Regions from separate parts of the Homo sapiens genome. Here region 1 is linked to region 2. The links are chromatin contacts, found by Hi-C or POLR2A ChIA-PET in ENCODE. All regions are on one chromosome and are shown on one strand. The core of a region is the stretch at or near the end of the contact, and the rest is flanking DNA. Distances in the headings are between cores, read along the strand shown. Region 1 holds the start of GIHCG (GIHCG inhibitor of miR-200b/200a/429 expression). Region 2 holds the start of LOC283387 (a long non-coding RNA gene).

Evidence for each region. Hi-C counts contacts between places; a loop is a spot of excess contacts on that map. ChIA-PET counts read pairs that join two places held with the same protein, here RNA polymerase II (POLR2A). Pooled maps may share reads with other maps.
Region 1: a map of naive thymus-derived CD4-positive, alpha-beta T cell shows a loop between it and region 2 (5-fold over the local background). The contact joins the promoter of GIHCG here to the enhancer-like site in region 2. A Hi-C loop is called at or near these places in 6 of 168 maps with a recorded cell type or tissue (B cell, CD4-positive, alpha-beta T cell, CD4-positive, alpha-beta memory T cell and 2 more), 5 of 37 single-sample maps with no recorded cell type and 16 of 50 pooled maps. POLR2A ChIA-PET finds 5 or more read pairs at or near these places in 24 of 52 experiments (B cell, BJ, CD4-positive, alpha-beta T cell and 17 more).

The regions. Positions count from the first base shown.
Region 1 is chr12:57,931,257-57,938,291 of GRCh38, reverse strand. It overlaps GIHCG (GIHCG inhibitor of miR-200b/200a/429 expression), which reads left to right and starts at 2,128. Exons shown (of 3, transcript NR_038269.1): 1 at 2,128-2,453; 2 at 2,739-2,822; 3 at 6,555-6,843. RefSeq lists enhancers at 1,702-2,202, 2,203-2,703.
Region 2 is chr12:57,893,756-57,900,539 of GRCh38, reverse strand. LOC283387 (a long non-coding RNA gene) reads left to right here and starts at 4,058. Exons shown (of 4, transcript NR_148947.1): 1 at 4,058-6,784. It overlaps LOC101927608 (a long non-coding RNA gene), which reads right to left and starts at 6,301. Exons shown (of 2, transcript NR_187681.1): 1 at 6,189-6,301; 2 at 3,708-4,888. RefSeq lists enhancers at 999-1,078, 1,239-1,458, 2,059-2,108. Within about 2 kb of position 1,404, at least 28 of the 41 ENCODE cell types and tissues checked have a DNase peak (open chromatin) inside an H3K27ac peak, as active enhancers do; they include B cell, CD4-positive, alpha-beta T cell, CD8-positive, alpha-beta T cell and 3 more, where a contact is called at or near this core.

The DNA of each region.
Region 1 (7,035 bases), core at 879-3,378, 37 kb before region 2:
ATTCTCCTGAAATTTTCTAATGTTCCTCAATAAGCATGTATTACCTTTATAATCAGAAAAATAAACTTTAAAAAATCAAGTGGGCTTTGGATGCCATGTGTAACTTCATCTGTATACAGTATAAAGACATAGGTATGGAATAAAAACACATTAAGGAAGAGATAATGAACAGCAAATACAAATGAGTTTTAAAAAGAAAAAGAATTACCACAAAGAAATTAGAGCAAGGGCAAAGATTTAGCTATAAGGATTTTCATTTCTCCATTGCAGCACTAATTGAGAGCAAAAATGGCCAGGCCAGTGGCATGTAATCATAGCTATTTGGGAGGCTAAGGCAGGAGGACTGCCTGAGCCCAGAAGTTCAAGACCAGCCTGTGTGATACAGCAAGACACCTCCTCCTCAAAAAAAAGGGGCGGCAGGGGAAGACATCAATTGTTTAAATATCCAACAAGAGGTATAATGGAATATATACAACCATGTTAAGTGTCTTTTTTAAACAAAATATGTTCATTAAAAGTTTTTGGGTGTTTTGTTTTGTTTTTTTGTTTTTTTGTTTTTTGAGCCAGAGTCTTGCTCTGTCGCCCAGGCTGGAGTGCAGTGGCGCCATCCCGGCTCACTGCAACCTCTGCCTCCTGGGTTCAAGCAATTCTCCTGCCTCAGTGAGCTGGGATCGCGCCACTGCACTCCAGCCTGGGCGACAGAGCAAGACAACAGCTCAAAAAAAAAAAAAATTCAGGCTGGGCGCGGGTGGCTCATGCCTGTAATCCCAGCACTTTGGGAGACCGAGGAAGGCAGATCACTTGGGATGAGGAGTTCGAGACCAGCCTGACCAACATGGTGAAACCTCATCTCTACTAAAAATACAAAAATTAGCTGGGTGTGGTGGCGCCGCCTATAATCCCAAGCTACTCAGGAGACTGAGGCAGGAGAATTGCTTGAGCCCAGGTGGTGGAGAGGTTGCAGTAAGCCGAGATCGGGCCACTACACTGCAGCCTGGGCAACACAGTAACTTTGTCTCAAAAAAAAAAAAGTTTTTTAAGTTCCAAACTAGCATATACAGTATGATTCCATTTTGAATTTGTACTTACTATAATTCATAGAAAGGGTCTGGAAGACTCCTACAAAGTATTCACATTGGTTGTCCTTAAATGGGTAGGATTTGGAGGTTTTGTGTTTTGGGGGTTTTTTTGGCCTTCATTTTCTAAAGCAAAAATAATTGCTTTTTTAATGGGAACTAAATTATTTAAAATTGTATAAATCTATCACAGTAACAAATAAATTACATATAATTGTAAAGAGTTTACCACCTGTCAGCTGTGAAAGTTGATCATATAAATCGGGTCACTTTTGTCATACCAGTTAAAGAGTGGAGAGGCCAGAGGGAAAAAACATTCAGGTCACAAATATCACTTGAAAAATATAATTCTCTACAGGCCTGGCTGCTGAAACTGCCTGCTAACACTTAAAACCAATTTAATCTAAAGGCTACTAAGACAGTCTGCTACAATTCTAAGACTAATTTTACCCACCACCGTCACTCAGCAATCAGTTTGCCAACCCCACCAAAACATTAATAGTGCCAATAAACTCTCTTGGAGACCAATACGTAACATTTCTCCTTCTTATAAAGTCTCTAACCTCTTCACTCTTCAGACATCCCGAAGACCACCCCAGTCTACATATATGCCCCAAATTACTATTTTCTTCCCAAATAAAGCATTCTAATTTCAAAGATTCATCTCTATATTCTGACTTAACAGCTTTTAACACTTAATGCTGTTTTTTAGTTGACAAATAAAAATTATATTTATAGTATAAAACATGTTTTGAAATATATATACATTGTGGAATGGTTAAATAAAGCTAACATGTACCCTTCGGCTTTTTAAAAACTAACGTCCAATTCATCCAATTCCGTGAGAGTAAAGCCTTTGCTTAGCTTTCCAGTCCTGTTAAACGGGGGGGAAACAACAAAAGGGTCCTCAGGGCCCTGCCCAACAATACGCCACATTCTGTCTAGTAAAGCCACACAGCCAGAAAACGCCAGGTGACTGGCAGGCAGATACTTCCGGAAGAAGTCGGCCCTCCGAACCCGGAAGTGAAGCGATAAGACGCACGGTGTTCTGGGAGGAGTTACGCAGGCAGGGTTGTGGTTGCTGGCTGTTACCAGGACAACCGGAGGCGATTGACCGTTATCTGCGGTTTGGAGCCGTTAGCGGGAGAGGCAGAGATATTCAGAGGTCTTTTAGGATGCGCTAAAGGGTCGTGAGGGCTCTCTTAAAATTTTCTTCACAAGCGGTTATCCAGTCGTGCCCCGCGGCCCTGCTGCTGGCCCCGGGGATCTGAGTCGTACCCTCTTGTTTTTCTCTGAGTCAGTCTTAAGGTGAAATGAAGTGTGGCCCAGTGGCTCCTCACTGTCGCTTCTCTAGTTTTCTGCCTCCTTTTAGAAAATGTAAGTTGAGAATTTCTAATTTACATCGGGATGTGTTCTAATGCGCTTGTTTTTAAAACTGTGGAAAATTTTTAAAAGAAAATAAATCTCACCAGTCATCCAGCTACCCAGAAGTAACATTTTCATGCATTACCTATTAATTTTTTTCTCTGCATATTTTTTCATAGTTGAGATAATTTAGGGAAAACCATTTTGTGTCCTTCATATATGGATGAATACAATATAATTTTGGTATTAATATCATAGCAACAAAGAAGGCATTGAAGGCTTTAAATCTGTTTACAGTGAATTGAAAAGACAGGATGAAGTGGACACAGCATGTGAAGACAATTCTTTCAAGAAGTTTGGCTGTCAAGGAAAACAGAGAATGTGAGTAGCCAAAGCAGAATGACAGTGAAAGAAAGAAATTGGGAGCCAGACAATACAGCCCGACAGTTTACGCCTGTACGGATGTACCTCTTTCACAAAAGATTGAGTATGCTTGGGGAAAAAAAATACACACTATAATAGGAGAAAATGATGAAGAGAAACTGAGGTAAAGGTAATTGGAAAACAAAATAAAGCCAGGGGTATATTAATACCCCAAAACTTCATACCAAAAGGTCCGTGTATTTACTAGAGGGGTGCCACAAATTGGGCTCTGAGGTTCCTAGCAATTAAACCAAAGGGAAAATATAAGTTTAACATGATCCGTATGAGGGAGGAGGCCTAATGGCATATTATAGAATCCTGTTACACATTAGCTGTATGAAATTGATTGGGTAATGTAAGCTCTTTAGACCTCATTTCTCCGTCTCTTAAAGAGTGGGGAGAGGAAGCAGGAGACTGTTAGACGAGTTGATCTTTTAATATCTCTTCCACTACTGACAGTCTATGATCATATAGGCCAGAGACGGCAAACTCAGATGCCTAAATTAGGGACTAAGAAAGTTTCATAAGTGAGGAAATGGACTGAATGTGACAAAAGCAAGGAGTGATAGAGATTGGAATGTTAGAGTTGATTGAGCTGTCCCATCTAAAACTCCAGCCAATTCTTGCAAAAATAAGGACTCAGTGTTGCCTGATTTTTCAGGAGAAACAGGAAAATCATATTTTTGATAATATTATACAAAACAAAACACCTCTACTAGCTAGATACAATTTGTGGGTCACTAATTTTCAACCTCTGCTATAGGTGAAAGGACCTCAACAAGAGGGATAATTGCTTGAATTAAAGAATTAAATATGAAAAAGAGGAAGAAGTCAAAAAGAATACCAAGATTTCCCCTTGGTAATAAGAAGGAGTTAGTAACATTGATACTAAAATCAGCAGAAGGTTTGGGGAGAGAAGGTGCTTTATTGTGAGTTTCTTGAACATGGGGCAAACTTATTTATGTGTATCCATAGCACATGAATCCAATTCAGCTGCTGGATTTGAGAAATCTGTGGGATTTATCAGGGGAAAGGGCGCAGGAATGTAGGTCAGGAGTTTGGGGAAAGAAGATGAAAAAGGAGTTTAAGATGTAAGATTCATTCTTTCAATAAAGTTTTATTGATTATATATCACAATATGTATTTTCACGAGACTCTAAACTGTCTGAGGGCAGAAAGCACGGGGTTTTTTTTAACCACTTACCCAGCTCCTAGCACAATACATAGTCAGTGCTTATGTATGTTGAAAAAACAAATGAAAAAATACAAAACACTGTGCTTTACAGTATAGGAGATGCAGAGTTGAATTAGAAAATCTTAAGGGAACAAGAAACACTGGGGTCTGCTTGAGGGTGGAGGGTGGGAGCATGCAGAGGAGCAGAAAAAATAACTATTGGGTACTAGGCTTAATACGTGGGTGATGAAATAATCTTTACAACAAACCTTCATGTGTACCCCCAAACCTAAAATAAAAGTTTAAAAAGAAGAAAATCTTCTTAAAGAAGTTTATAGAGCAGGGGCCCCATCTCCTTAAAAAAAAAAAAAAAGAAAAAGGAAAAGCGACTTTATAGGCCAGAAAGTAAGACAAGTCTTAACACATAAGGAGCTAATGCAAGTTTTAAAGTAGTGCCATTAAAAAAAAAAAAGTACCATGGGATTCAGAAGGGAAAGATCTTTTTAGAAGAAGTTAAGAAGTTAAGCTCTGTCTTTCTAGATAGTGGACAGTTAGGATTAGATCACACAGGTGTTGGGAGAGGAACTGATCAGAAGCAGTTAAATAGAAGATGTAGGCTGGGTGTGGTGGCTCACACCTGTAATCCCAGCACTTTGGGAGGCTGAGGTACGTGGATCACTTGAGGTCAGGAGTTTGAGACCAGCCTGGCCAACATGACAAAACCCCGTCTCTACCAAAAATACAAAAATTAGCCGGGTGTGGTGGCGCACACCTGTAATCCCAGCTACATGGGAGGCTGAAGCAAGAGAATCACTTGAGCAGGGGAGGCAGCCACTGCCCTCCAGCCCGGGCAGCAGAGTGAGACTCTTGTCTCAAAAAAAAAAAAAAAAAAAAAAGTGTATACCCTTCTTTTGAAAGTATTTGAAACTGCCAAAAAAAAAAAAAAAAGAGTGAATAGTGAAACAGTTTGAAGCCAGAACCTTGAGAATCACCCACATATAAAGAAGGTGAAGAAGAAAAACCAACAAAGTAAACAGAGAAAAAGTCATCAGAAAGCTAAGAGAAACATCAGGAGAGTGGGTTTCATAGGAACTAAGATTCCGGGTTTCAAGAAGGAAAGTTCTGTCAATATTGTCAAATACTACAGAGACAGCAAGCCATCAAGGAGGGTCCAAGTTCATTGGATTTGATGATTAAGGAAATCACTGATGACTTTAAACAATTGGCCAATGAATATAAGAAGAGGAGGTATAAAAAGCAGTAGAATTGAAAGGCTTGTTGATTTGTTTAGGGAGGTGGGGAATGGGGTTCCTTAGGAGCAGGGGAAAAAAATAAAAGACAAGATTAAGCTGCAAAACAGGACAAATTTATGAAGCAAGATTTTGGAGAATCTAAGCAGTGATGAGATCAAGAAATGGAGGAAGAGTAACATCAAGAATAAGCATTATAATTCTAACAAATATTGTTCAATTACAAGTAACTTTTTAATGTCTATCATCATGTTTTCTTGCCCAATGGCCTGGTTTCTTTTCACCTTTAGCCCTAAAATAACTTCATAATCTAAAAAATAGTATTAGAACTTCAACTTAGTAATATTTCCTAATGTTGCTTTTAAATCCTCTTTTTATAAACAGGTATTATCAGCAGGGCGTGGTGGCTCACACCTATAATCCCAGCACTTTGGGAGGCCAAGGCAGCCAGATCACCTAAGGTCAGGAGTTCAAGACCAGCCTAGCCAACATGGTGAAACCCTGTCTCTACTAAAAATATAAAAATTAGCTGAGTGTGGTGATGGGCGCTTGTAATCCCAGCTACTCAGGAGGCTGAGGCAGGAGAATCACTTGAACCCAGGAAGCAGAGGTTGCAGTGAGCCGAGATCGCACCTCTGCACTCCCACCTGGACAACAGAGCGAGACTCCATCTAATAAATAAATACATAAATAGGTATTATGGTGTATAATTCCTGATTTTTCGGTTGCTCCACATCCCTTTCAGGAAACCACCACTCACCAGCCTTAGCTGGTTCAAGTGAGGCTGATTCCCAACTGCCCACACTGCCCCCATTCCTACACTTGATTCAGACCTGACCAATGAGAACCATCATTGGTACTTTTGCTGGTACTATTTATTTATATATATATATTTTTTTTGAGATGGAGTTTCGCTCTTGTTGCCCAGGCTGGAGTGCAATGGCGCAATCTTGGCTCACCACAATCTCGGCTCACCACAACCTCCACCTCCCAGGTTCAAATGATTCTCCTGCCTCAGCCTCCCAAGTAGCTGAGATTACAGGCATGCACCACCACATCCAGCTAATTTTTTTTTTTAGTAAAGACAGGGTTAATCCATGTTGGTCAGGCTGGTCTCGAACTCCCAACCTCAGGTGAACCACCCACCTCAGCCTCCCAAAGTGCTGGGATTACAGGCGTGAGCCACCGCACCTGGCCTGCTGGCACTATTAAAAAAAAAAAAAAAAAAAAAAAAAAAAAAACTCTCCCTCTGATGTTATATTGCAGGTGCTAAAGAACATACAGACACAGAGCAGACAGGCCACCTTTGCAACCACATGGAGGTTTGTCTGATATTGAAGCTAAAGAAGCTAAGCTGGAAGACAGAGAGACCAAGTCCTGATGACATTGTTTGAACCCAGAGATCCAGACATGCCTGAAAACTAGTTTTACCACTGGACTTATCCGTTGAATGAGCCAATAAACTCTCTTTTATACTTAACCTTGGGTTTTACCTGGATTTTTGTCATTGACAGCTCAAAATATTCTAATATAGAAGTATACATCATTAAATCAACATTTCTTTTTTTCTCTGTCTTATTTTAAATGTAACTCTATAAGGTACTCTAAAAGTATTCTACAGTCTCACTAAGTTAATCTGCAAATTTGGTAAAATTCCAATATTAATCCCAAAAGTATTTTAAGAGCTTGTTTTTGTTGTTTGCTTGTTTGGGACTAAACAGAATTACTCCAAAATTCATTGAGAGAA
Region 2 (6,784 bases), core at 155-2,654:
CCTGTAATCCCAGCTACCCGGGAGGCTGAGGCAGGAGGATTGCTTGAGGCCCGAAGTTCAAGACCAGCCTGCGCAACATAATGAGACTCAGTTGCCACAAAAAATGTGTTTTCGCCAGGCACAGTGGCTCACGCCTGTAATCCCAGCACTTTGGGAGGCCAAGGTGGGTGGATCACGAGGTCAGGAGTTCAAGACCAGCTTGGCCAAGATGATGAAACCCTGTCTCTACTAAAAACCACCAAAAAATTAAAATTAGCCAGGCACGGTGGCAGGCACCTGTAATCCCAGCTACTCAGGAGGCTGAGGCAGGAGAATCACTTGAACCTGGGCAGCAAAGGTTGTAGTGAGCCGAGATCACGCCACTACACTCCAGCCTGGGCAACACAGTGAGACTCTGTATCCAAAAAAAAAAAAAAATTGTTTTCATTAGCCAGGCATGGTGGCACAAGCCTGTAGTCCTACCTACTCGGGAGGCTGAGGTAGCAGTTCGAGCCCAGGAGTTAGAGGTTATGGTGAGCCATGATCACACCACTACCCAGCATGGGCAACAGAACAACACCCTGAATCACAATAATAAAAGATGCAAGTTTCAGAAGAATACATGCAGTAAAATATAATTTACGTAAAATGTTAAAACATTAAAAGCACTGTATAGGAATGATAAACACCAAATTCTGGATCCTGGTGTCCTCTAGGTAGAAGGGAAGGGATGGCAAGATCAAGGTTGTATAAAGCAGCATTCTGCTTGTGTTAACAGTGTTATTTTTTTAAGCTGCTTTTATTTTTTATGTCTATTCATCTGCCTTAAATAGTGTATATTTTAAAACTTAATGTATATATACTTTCATCTAATTCCATTGCCAGGAGTTTATCTTATGTAAGCATTAGCGTATGCGATAACTATCTGCAGAGCATTTTACCAATACTTGCCTTACTCAAATCATCATTCTAAAAACCACAAACTGTCTTTTCACCTAACAAGTTGTTTTTTTTAAGAAACTCATTCAAAAAGGAAATTAGGACCCAAAGCATATTAGCAGGGTGGGTTAGCATGCCCCAACCAGGGTGGTTCCCCGGCCGCTGTGACATCAGGTGCTGCTGTTCATCCTGCCTGCCTAGAGACAGTGCACCTGGCCTTCTGCCTTGCCCTGAGCTGGTGCCGCTCAGCTGGTTCACACTCATGCGGCTGAAAGCTGGGCAGAGTCGGGCTGTTGGCATCATCGCCAGGGTCAACACTTGGCTCACACAGAGGGCACACCTAGGGGTCTGTGAAGCCTTCTTGGGCTGGGGCCTGGCTTTCACAGTCAGGAAGTTTGTGGCTGAAAAGGAAAAGAATGAAGCTTAGTGTAGAGGGAGAGGCTCTGGGTGCTGGGTTACCCCACAAGGAAAGCCCCACTTCTCAGCCTGGCCTGGGGCTGGGAGTGGGAGCACAGCCAAGCAGTCGTGACTCAGAACCTCCCCACTGCACTGAAACCAGAACTGGGTTGCCTATATCTATTTTATTTGACTACCGAGTAAAATTATTTCCAAAAATAAAGGGCTACAAATAGAAGTTTAGAAAGCTCTGAGCTAGAGAGTACTGATTAGACATGTGGTTCTCAACAGAATAATAAAACTTTTTACAACCATTCTTCCATTTCTTCAGCTGTAGGGGGGAAAAAGGCCTGATAATACCTGCCTTCCCAAACCCTGCAGGGCTGCTGGAAGGATCCAGTGAGGTAATAGCCAGCTTCAGCTAAGAGGCCCTTAGGAAAAAAATTTATTATTTCCTTCCTTCATAATGGAGGGTATTTCCAGTTCAAATAATTGGTCATGCAAACAAGACCGTGTGTTTCTTCTAGAAAAAGAAGAAGGAGATGAAGAGGAGGAGGGGTAAGAAGAAAAACAACAACAATTTAAAAGGAGAGAAACTGTGTTCAGGTGGCTGCCATGAAAGGACATAGAGGGTGTGGCAGGAAGGGAAGTGTGGAAAGGAAGAACAGCTGGTGCTTGCCCTGCACCAGACACTGTGCAGTGTGTGAGATGCTTCAGACATTTCACATCGTCCTCACAGAAAGTAATGCAAGTGCTGTTAGTGCCATTTTATAGATGAGAAAACTGAGGTGCAGACAGAATAAACAACTTGGCCAAGGTCAGGCAGAGACACTTCGTGCCCAGGTTGGTCTGTCCTTGGGGTGTGAATATTCCTTCCACAGCCTTGCCAGCGGCTCCTACTCCTAAACGTGGGTGTCCCCTGGCCCTACTTCTCTTTCTCCCTTTCTGTGATCTCCCTGTAAGATCTGCAAGATCTCTTTCATCCCTTGAGTTATTTCCTCTGACTTCCAGCCCACTGGACATTTCCCAGTTAAGAGCCCATTGTCTTCACAAACGCCATCTCCAAAAGGAGCTCCTCCCCTGGCCACTGGCGCACCCCCCCCTCCACCTAAGGGCTGCAGGGCTGCCATCTTCTCCCTGCCATCCATGCTCAAAATCAACATCACCTCTGGTGATTTCTCCCCTTTGCTGTATACACAATCAATTATCTCCATTCTTTCTTCAAAATCTCTTATTTCTCGCTGTTCATTTTCACCTTTTCTCTTAACACCCCAGCACTGTGACCTTACGTCAGCCTGGTTCCTTGCAGAAGCCTCCAACGGGTCTCCATCAATGCTTCGAGTTTATTCTGCGCACTGCTGCCAGACTTCTGGTCCTTAAAAACACCCCCTTCATCATACCATTCACCTGCCCTCCCACCTCTGCAGGCTCGCCCACTGCCTTCACCAGATCAAGTCCACACTCAGCCCTGCACTCAAGGCCACCTGCACCTGGCCCCCCTACGGCTTCCCACCCTCATCCCCCACTCCTCCTCTCTCCAGTTCCTCAGTTTAGCAAAGGGATTACTCCAACATCATGCTCCTTTCTCCCCTCCTGACACATGCCGTCCATCCTCCCCCAGCTGCCTGTCCCCCTCCTGCCTTGCCTCTGGCCCACCTCTCAGTCAGGGCCTCCAGAGCCCTCTTCCCAAGGCCTGAAGGACTCATTATCTGTGCTGTTGATCAAGCAAGTAATTATGCACAGCCTTGTAACGCTCTTCTGTTTAGCCTGGAACAGGCATTGAAACTGACTAGTGCTATTTAATCTCTATATCTCGTGTCTGCCTCTATGTCTATATCTACATATCTCATCACCTAAATCCTATAAACCACTTGAAGGTGACGACTGTCTAAAAGGTCTTGGTTTCTCCCTACAGTGCCTAATAGGTAGATGATAGGTGCTGGATATATGTGTTGAGCTCGTTTTTCTTCTCACATAACTTAGCCTCAAACAAATAACCAGGGCTGGTCAGAACAGTAAGCATCACCCTTAGAAGTCTGCTCTTGGCCACCGCAAATCTGCCACCGGCCAGTTTCATTGTAACCCCTCAGCTCAGGGTCCCCCACGGGGATCGCTGGTCTCCAGAGTGATCGCTGACCGAGGCGAGGCGCTGGAGGCCGCCCCAGCTCGGCTCTGCCTGCTGATTTGGCGACCGGATTTCCATGCCCCTCCCTGGTCCCGAGCTAAAAGGAAACATCCCGGGGATGGGGGATGGGGTGGGGGGTTCCTGAACCCTGAACCCTGACCCCTGCTTGGTGAAACCACCCCACCCCAGCTCAGGGGTCGTCAAAAGCACCCTGGGGAACCTCTGCCCTTGGGAGAGAAAGAAGACACTGCACCTTTAAGTCTGCAGCTGGTTGAGAAAAACAAGCTGTGATTTATATAAGCGGGAAAATCATGTGATTTGCAGGAACGCTCCCTCCTCCCCCGACCCCCCGCGTCGCCTCCAAGCCCTTCCCAGAGGGGCCCGGGCGGCGGGCTGGGCCCGGCTGCCCATGAGGGGCGCGGGTGGGGGGCGCGCCGAGCCTCGGTTCACAAAGCCTCTTCCCCGGGCGTGCATTCCCGCAGCTCTTCCTTGCGGACCTCAGACGCGGGGACAGGCGGCGGCGGGCTCTGGGGCGCGGCAGTTTGGTCCCCACGCTGCCTCGCGGCGGGCTGCCGTTCAGGGGGTCCTCGGTGGGGCCCCGCGGTCCTGTGCCTCCGAGGGCGCAGGAGGCCCACTCCCCCGACTGGGTCGGCTGCTACCCTCAGGCCAGGGTGTGCGGTGGAGAAACTGAGGCTCTCCTCCAGCTGCTCTGGGAGAAAGGAAAGCCGGGGACCCCACACACTGGCGTCTGTGTCCCAGAACACCCAGCAGGGGGGAGAGCAATTTAAGAAATAATCTGGTTGGCAAAGGGCGTCATGAAAATCAGCCATTTCTAGAGCTGAGGGGCGGTGGTGTTTAGCCCAGAGGACCTAGCTAGCTTTCAGGGAAAAAACGGATGTGGCCTTTCAGGCAGAGCCCAGAAAAAAAGACCTGTGATTAGGAGACCCTAAGAACCAGCAAAGAACTTCTAAATATTGGAGGGGAGGTGGTGTAGCTGCAAAGAGCCCACACCCACGCTGAGTTAGCTCTGACAGCTTCTAAAGGAAAGGGAGATGCTTAGATTATCCTGAGAAACTGGAGGATCTCCTGAGTGACCTGAAAAGGTCATCTCACTCATCCGCCTGTGGCTGGAGTAAAATATACGGAGCCCATCCCAGGACTCCCAGTGGGAGAGGATGAACAATCACTTCTGAAACTAAGCTCAGGAGAAGTTGAGGAGCTTTCTCAAGGGAGAAGAGCTGCCAGGAGAAGCAAGGGTCTCTCTCAGTGCCACTTCCTTTCCATAAACCATAATGATGGGCTCTGAAATTGTCCAAGGAAGGAAACCCATGGCTTCTCAGAGCAACCAGTACCAGGGGTTCAAGTTCGTCAGAGAGCATGTTGAAGTTCTATTTTATTTTCCTCCATTGGTCACCTGCTGGGGATGAGGCATAGGCCTAGTGTTGTCACCTGGAGGAAAGACATGATGCAATTAACAAAGCTGCTAATGCCTCCTCTCACCCTGACCTCTGCTCTTAGCCTCTGTACCAGCCCACCCTCTGCATCCTGCACAGCCAGCTGGGCCCTGAGAGGTCCTCCTGGCCCTCCTCCCACCCGTCCTTTGCCTGTCAGATGGAGGGTCTTTATGCTGAGATCACTGGAGAAACAGAGCTTCAGTGCACTCTGTCACACCAGCAATGAGAAAACCTTTCTAAAGGGGAAAGCTCACAGTAGGCAGATTCCTGATTATTCCATAAATCCTGGAGAAGAAAAATATAGGTTAACATAAGGATTCAAGAGGATGACACTCTGTGTGTTCAGGCATAAGCTAAATTCACTCATTCCGTTATTTAGTGATTTTGTTATTTAGGGTGTGCCTGGCACTGAGCTAGGCGCCGGGGCTACCACATGAATAAGACAGAGATGGCCCCTCCCTGAACCCTGCCGCATGCCCTTCCACTCTGCCTCCCAGGACAGGAGGCTATGATACACTTTCCTCTCCTGCACCAGCATATGTCTGTCTCCTTCCCAGCCCACCCCTAGCAGGTGTTGTCCCCAGCCCCAGCTGCTTATGTCTCGTGTGTTCTGCCAAGAGCTGCTTCTGTCAGAAGGCACTAACTCTCTGGTGATTGGGTGGTGGATAGAAGAGGTAACCTAAAGGCCTGTCCAGAAAATGAGATCAAAGTTGGCAGCCTCCTGGGCCCCTCCCAAAAAAGGATATAGCCACCACCATTTATAATTAATTCAGGCCCCACTTCACTCTGTCCCACCTGCTTTCTGTCTCTCTCTCTCTCTTTTTTTTTTTAAGATCTTTTTCTGATATGCCTGGTTGCCCCAATGCAAGTCTCCTCTTTCTGAAGCTTCCTGTGCCACCAGGGGCCTGTCCACCTCAGAGACCTCTCAGGTGCAGCTCAGCTGCATCCACAGGGGGTCCTGAGTCCCTAGGCCCTGCACAGATGTCTACCCAGGTTCTCTTGGTCTCTTCCATAGCTATGAGGCCTCCTCATTGAGGGTGCCCAAACACCACCCTTAATCACAAGTTTGCCAGCCTCCACCTTCTAACCCTCCTAGACCACATCAGCCCCTGCCTTATTCCAGTATTTTCCTGATTTCGCCTATTTCCAGCTTCCCTCAGCCATTCACAAGCACAGCCTGATGCTGTGCATAGGAAGACCTGGCAGTAAGCCTATGGTGAACAAATATTTTTAATGAACAAACAGAAATTATGGCCCCAAACTGAAAACACCCTGGAAGCCACAAACTCTGTTACCTTCAAAAGAAGCCAGATCTGGACCGCTGAGGTTTTTAAAAAATGCAATGAGCGAATTAGTGAAATCAGTTCATCACGGACACTGTGTCTTTCAGGAAATGAAGCCTCCGAAGAAAAAAGGGATCCTAGCCCCTGCCAAATTCCATTCTGTTTCAAATTAGCCTTCCAGTAAAATGAGGGGGCTGTCCTAACTGGTCTTTAAGGTCCTCCTAGTACCAGAGCTCTGAGGCTCTGTATTTCCCCTGAACAACCTCTTGGAACTCTCCACATTCTCATAACAGAAGAAAATGCATTTGTGCTCTGGGCTGAAGCTCAGAAGTGGGCTTTCACGACAGTCATTTCAGGCCTGTTTCCCTTTTTCTCCCTTCCCTGAAAGGGCCTCTGGTCTTTCCCAAGCTGCCTGAGTAGAAGGAAACACACAGCTCCCCCAGAGCAGAGAGGCCCGCGAGAGGGAAAGCTGGCCCAGGCCCAGGGCAGGCTCGCCTCTGACTCTGCAGGGACATTATTCCCTCCCAGCCAGCAGGGAACTTCTGGAACTTCTAAACAGCACATCCTCGAGCCAGCCCAGGCCCCCACAGCATCCTGCACCCCAGGTT